Regions from separate parts of the Mus musculus genome. Here region 2 is linked to region 1. The links are chromatin contacts, found by Hi-C in ENCODE. All regions are on one chromosome and are shown on one strand. Each heading gives the region's core, a stretch centred on a gene start or an enhancer-like site at or near the end of the contact. The rest is flanking DNA. Distances are from core to core; before and after follow the strand shown.

Region 1 (3,222 bases), core at 530-3,029:
TTTTAAACATAAAGAGTTTCCTTCTACAAACTAACTCTAGCTTTATTGTTTGGGATTAAAGGTGTGTACTAAGGGTGTGTCTGTATTCTGGGCATAGGGTCTAAAGAATTGTGCTAATGGTGAGCCACACCACAACTAGAAACAGATTTTTTTTTCCCCAGAAACAATCCAGTCTCCCAGTTCACAGTGTGATCAAATATCCTGCAACAGAGGATTGCTCCTGAGAGGCAGTTACAAATGACTCCTAGGTTTGTGGCTTGAGTGATTAATGGGTGGTAATGCCCAGTGTTTAGAGAAAGAAAAGAACAGGTTTAGGCAGAAGATGATGTCTGTGAGTCATGTCAAGGAAGAGGTGTCTTTTAGATAGTCAGATGGAGAAGAGCAAGAAGTAGGCGGAAGACAGATGAGGCTCCGGGACAAGTGTGACTACAGATACCAGTTTGGAAGGATCAGATGCCAGAAGCATTTCTCAAAGTGGTTGTATCCCAGAACAGAGTGCTTTGGGAGTAGACTCTAACACCTTAGTTTGTACTTGACCCAAATCAGTAGAAGTCTATTCTACTGCCAGTATTTTGTAGAAATACAGTATTTTGTAGAAATCAGTAGAAGTCTATTCTACTGCTAGTATTTTGCCATAGCAATGGGTTATACACTGACTCCAAAATTTACCTAACAACTATTTTTTAAAAGATTTATTTATTTTGTGAATATGAGTGCTCTACCTGTAGAGCTAGAACATGCACACCTGTGTTCCAGAAGAGAGCATCAGATCCCACATGGTTATGAGCTGTCATGAGGTTGCTGGGAATTGAACTCAGGATCTCTTAACCGCTAAGTCATCTCTCGAGATGTTAGTCTTTTGTTAGTACCTTCCCATTTGAATCTGAAGAAGGTACTGACAGTCTTTTTGTTTGTGGTGCTGGCTCATCCCAGTTTGATGAAAAACAAAGTGAAAAGTATTCAGTTTGGCAGCACATGTGTTAAAATTGGAACAATATAGGAACTGGAGAGATGGCTCAGCGGTTAAGAGCACTTATAGCACCTGCAGAAGACACAGGTTCAGTTCCCAAAACCCACAGGGCAGCTCACAACCATCGAGCTCACAACCATCGGTAACTCACGTTCTGTAGGATTAGAACTCAGTAGGCACACAAATTATATATATATATATATATATATATATATATATATATATATATATATATGTATATGCAGATAAAGCACTCACACTTATAAAATAAGTTATTTTCAAACCGTTTTTTAAAAAGTGGATTGACACAGAAAACAAATTAACATGGTCCCCACACAAAGGCGAACGGCACAATCAAAACCTTCCATATATTTGAAACTCATTACTTTATCTATTTAGAAAAATTAGTAAAAATAAACACACACATGCCAAATGAGAGGAATGGATTAAGATGTTTGGGAAATGTTCAATGGAGAAAATCTCTGTCTATATTCAGGGACATTTAAAATAAATTTTCTGGGCGAATAATAATTACAAAGTGACACTTATTAATCGCTTACTCGCTGTGGCTACGACAGATATCACCGCTTTTCTTGGAGGATACAGGTGCTTCATGTTCATGTAGCGTGGTTAAGCACAAACCTCCCCTGCATAGAATATTCACATACCATCAAATTAGAAAAGGAAAATACGCTCTCTCGGCTCGGCCCCTGAGGGACTTCCGGCACGTGGAACCTGGGTTCCGGGGCTGCCGTGGACGCCCGGAGCGTTTAGGTGGAACTCCCGCCCTAGCGACGCGCGCCTGGTTGCTAGGGGCGGAGGCGCGGGAACCTGTGGAAGCTAAGGATGCCTGCTACCCGTGCTTTCGGGCCTCGGTGCTAGCCCACCGGTGGGTATGGAGCCCGAGGTGGGAGAGAGGGAGCATCGGGGGGCATCTTCGCGCTCTCCCCAGCGGTAGCCAGCCACCCACCCGAAGTGAGGAGGAGGTCTGGGAGGGTATGTGTAGGACCTGGTTTCACCTGCTTCCATCTTGGCGTAATCCTCCCCTGGCACGTGCACATGAAAGTAAGCTTTAGCAGTTCAGATAATGGACAGGAGTAGGAGCATTTATAATCTGAAGGGCCAGAAAGAAAACAAACAAGACAACAAAGAACTGCACGCTGATGGTCCTCAACGTTGGGAGTTCTGATCTAGCGCCGACCCTCAGTGAGACCGGGTGTCTTGTAAATCCTCTTACTGTCTGAATCTTTTCCTTTACATTATCATTAGAGTCAAACCAGTCCACCTCCTATAAGCTTCTGCGAGTCGTTTGTTAATCTTTGAACACTGGTGTAGATGTCTTAGTCACAGAGAGTATAGGTTAGATAGACATCCATGTGAAAGATTTGGGAAGAGAGCGTGGATTTAAAAAAAAAATCATTTATACCAGTTGGGAAGTGGCAGTGCATGCCTTTAGTCCCAGCATTGAGGCGGTAGAAGCAGGCAGATCTCTGAGTTCTTGGACAGCCTGCTTGGTCTACAGAGTGAGTTCGTTCCATGACAGCCAGGGCTACACAGTAAAACCCTGTCTCAAAAAAAAAAAAAAAAAATAATAATAATCATGTACACAACTAGCGCCATGTTAAAAGTCTCAGTGATCATACTTGCTAGGCCAGAACACATACACAGAGATTTATTAAAAAGAATATATCACAAGAAAAGTCAGGCCTAGTAGGCACATTCTTAGAATAAACCCGAGTGGGAAGAGTTCTTTTCGATAACAAGTCACGGGGAACTTGCTCAGTCTTGTGTGATTCATGGTAGGTGAAGAGGCAAGGGGCATCTCACTACCTTGCTAAGTAGTACATTTTACAGCGTCATTTCTTCAATATTTGGGTTAATACTGTGTCAGACTGCAAATGTTTGTATAAGACATCTCAAGTCACTAGGATCATATGAGAGGTTTTTTGTTGTTGTTGTTGTTGTTTTGAATCTTTGTGTGTGTGTGTGTCTACAGACAGGATGAGAAAAGTCTACTGAAATAAGATTCATTTCACTCAGTTCTGCCCCCATGACAGCAAGTTAGCTCTATGGATCACAGTTGTATCAAAGGCTATAAAGGAATTGTGTACTACATAACCGAAAGAGGATTTTCTGAGCTCTATCTAATGTAGGCCTTTGGAAAGCAGATTTGGACAGAGACAGATCAGGGGTTCAGATGTAGATCTGCTTCCCCCAGAAACCCACAGGGCATCCAGAGCCATCATGACCTT
Region 2 (3,182 bases), core at 496-2,995, 280 kb before region 1:
AGGTGCATACTTGGGGTCCCAGTAAGGGAGGAGGGGAAAGACAGGAGGATCCTGGGCTAGCGGGCCAGCCAGTCTAGCCAATCAGCAAACTTTAGATCCTTCGAGGGACTTTGTCTCAGAAAATAATGTGAAGAGAAATTAAAGAAGACACTCATTGTTGACCTCTGGCCTCTACAGGCAAGCATAAGCATATACATGTGTGTGCACACACATGTGTGCCCGGACACACACACACACACACACACACACACACAGAGAGAGAGAGAGAGAGAGAGAGAGAGAGAGCAGACCCATGAATACATGATGTGCAGTCTGTCCAGCACTCAGAACAGAAAAGTGTCATAGGCAATAGCAAAACTAAAGGATCCTGGGGACACACTAGTGGGACAAAGAAGTTTCCAGAAAAGGCTGAGCAGAAATGAACAGCAGCCAAGCAGGATGTCCCTCAGCACTCTCTAAAACTAAAGCCATGAACAAGTGAAGCTCAGCTGAGAAACAGCCCAGGCATCCCCCGGCTCACCTGCCTGTCACAGCAACCTGTCCTGAACCCTGGAGCCTGAGATGAGGTCCAGGGTCAGCAGGCAGGGAAAATGGTGAGTATCACCAAGATGGCTACAGCCATGTCAGGTTGAGTCACCCCACTTGCCGTAGCATGTCCTCATCCTAGCTCCTCCCTGGGCCTCAGTTTCCCCATGTGAAAAAATGTAGAAGAGACCGGATGTTGATTTCTAACCACGGTTGGCTTAGAACCAGTTTCAGAGTACACAGAGAAAATTGAAGCTATTTCTTCTTTCTGGGGCCAAGTGCACTAAAACACTGGGGTCTGAGTGAGGGAGTGAGTCTGAGTCCCACCCACCCTAAGTCCCTCTCACCATCTGAGCATCCCCCCCACTCCAAGCCCCAGGGCTCCAGATGTGGAGCTCCTCTGGGCCCACAGCCAGACACGCCCACACATCTGCTTCCAATCAGCATCCTGTCAGCCATCTGCCAAGGCCTTGGCCCACAGCCTTGAAGGCTCGCAGGGGCCTGGAGAGGGCTGCATGGTGCCAGTTACCAAGGAGACAGAGGCCTGGGGTGGGGGGCACTGGGTCCTCCCATATGGTTTTTGCCTAGTTCTCCTGAAACCATGTTTCCTCTCAGCCTAGACCCCCACAGGCCACCTGCTTCCTTGACCCTATGAACCAGGGCCCTCATAGGGGGTGAGGAGGTGTGAAAAAAAGACCCAGGAATAGACACAGAAGACAGGAACCCAGAGGTGTGGCCAACCCTTGGCTGCAAGTGCGAGTCCGGAGGCAAGAAAGCCACTCAAATTTACTTGACTGCTTCCTACTAGTATAACCTAGGCACAGCCCTCCTGAATCCTGGCTCCTGACTGCAGTGGGGATTTGTCAAATCACATCATGAGAATGACAAAGCCAACCTACGCCAAATGCCTTATGCACTGTTGCATTCCAGAACACAGTAGGTGCTGCTATTATTCCTCTCGTGGGCAAAAATAAAGGCAGTCCCTATTACTCTTACTCAACAGTTCCCACTGTAGCCAGTGGAAGGTTTGGGGGGATTCCTACACAGGGTGAATTGGAAGTCCCATGGGCACTGAGCAAGTAGAGGAAAACTGGAAGAGAAGTAGGAATGTGGCCTGCTCTGCCAGCCCCACCTACCAGCCTCAGTTCCTCGATTCCAAGGGCTCAAACCCCATAGGCTGGGCTGTGTGTTCTGAGACTCTAGCAGCCATTTCTCTAGGGGGCCATCTGGAAGTCTATTTCAGTACAGAAGGGCAGTGAAGGGAGGTCAGGGTGGCCTAGCCTCACTAGCAGGACAGCGTGACTACCCAGCTGTGGCCACTAGGTTAGCCGGTTCTCAACCAGCCCTGTGAACTTCATTCTAATAGTGAGGGTACCCTGGGGGTGCTGTGCTGTGCTTGTTAATTTGGAGTGTTTTATTTGTGTGTGGCGGGTGGTTTGGGGAGGGGTTGTTTGGTTTTGTTGTCAACTTGACACAAATTAGTGTCATCTGGGGAGAAGGGAAGATGAGGCACTGTCTCCATTAGATTGGCCTGCGGGCAAGTCTGTGGAGGCATTTTCTTGGTCTGTGATTGATGTGGGAGAGCCTAGGTCCCTGTAGGTGGTGCCACCCCTGGGCAGGTGGTCTAAGAAAGCAAGCTGAGCCAGCCAGTGGGTAGCTTTCCTCTGTGGCTCCTGCCTCTGCTCTTGCTTGAGTTCCTGTCCTGACATCCCTTAATGATTAAATGCGGACTGGGATCTATAAACCCATGAGCCCACTCCTCCCCAGGATGCTGTCGGCCACAGTCTATCACTGCAATAGAAAGCAAACTAGGGTGAAGTTCAGTGTAGGAGCTGTTCTCGATGCCGTAGCAACTCAAAAGGAAGACAATGGCCACAGATCTCAGCCCAGTCCATCCTCCTCCACAGCCATGACGCAGCCATAGGTGACACACGCATTTGCCTACTGTGTACCAGTCCCTGAGCTGGACACTGGGATTCCAAATGCAAACAGATCTAGTCCAAGGAAGCAAATAAAGCTGTGACAGAGAAAACCCAGGGATGAGCAGTTGTCTCAGAATGCAAGGGAATTGTCCTCCGCTGGAGGATGAAGGATGTCCAAAGAGAATGAGAGAGGAAGGCACCCTCACCCTGTAATCTTTTGCCCCATGACCTTGCAGCATCTTTTTCTCACCTCAAAATTTCCCTTGGGGTATGGGAGTCTTGACCCAGATGGAACATGGGACATGGGGTCTTGCCTCACTGAGAAAGAGAGCAAAGCACACAGAGAAAGCAGAAGAGGGGAAATGAACTTGACAGTGGGGATGATCTGGGATTCAGGTCCCAGGTCCAGCACGGCTGGGGGATACGGGGCAACTCCGTTACTCTCTCTGAACCTCCGCTTGATACTTACAAACATAAGTGCATTAAGAGAACACAACCTCAGCTCACAGGTGACAATGGCAGTGTGTGGTTTTCTATCCATGGATGTTCCCCCACGTCCTCTTGGGCCGTGCAGGGGAGGGAGTAATGAGAACTCTCTACCCTACGTGACAGCAGTCTTCTGTTCCATGCCTAGGATCCTCACCATTGTCCTAAGGAGATGCTGTGTCCTTGTAGTATCATGCCTCCTGATGCAGTTATGATCACCATGGAGACAGTGAAGGACAGGAACTCCTC

What was found. Hi-C counts contacts between places; a loop is a spot of excess contacts on that map.
Region 2: a map of regulatory T cell shows a loop between it and region 1 (3-fold over the local background). The contact joins the enhancer-like site here to the promoter of Wdr31 in region 1. A Hi-C loop is called at or near these places in 1 of 37 maps with a recorded cell type or tissue (regulatory T cell).

The regions. Positions count from the first base shown.
Region 1 is chr4:62,469,456-62,472,677 of GRCm38, reverse strand. Wdr31 (WD repeat domain 31) reads left to right here and starts at 1,779. Exons shown (of 11, transcript NM_023597.3): 1 at 1,779-1,859.
Region 2 is chr4:62,753,519-62,756,700 of GRCm38, reverse strand. No RefSeq gene overlaps it. Among named protein-coding and RNA genes, the nearest start is that of Gm30699, 20 kb to the left of the region's middle. Within about 2 kb of position 1,745, at least 1 of the 3 ENCODE cell types and tissues checked has a DNase peak (open chromatin) inside an H3K27ac peak, as active enhancers do.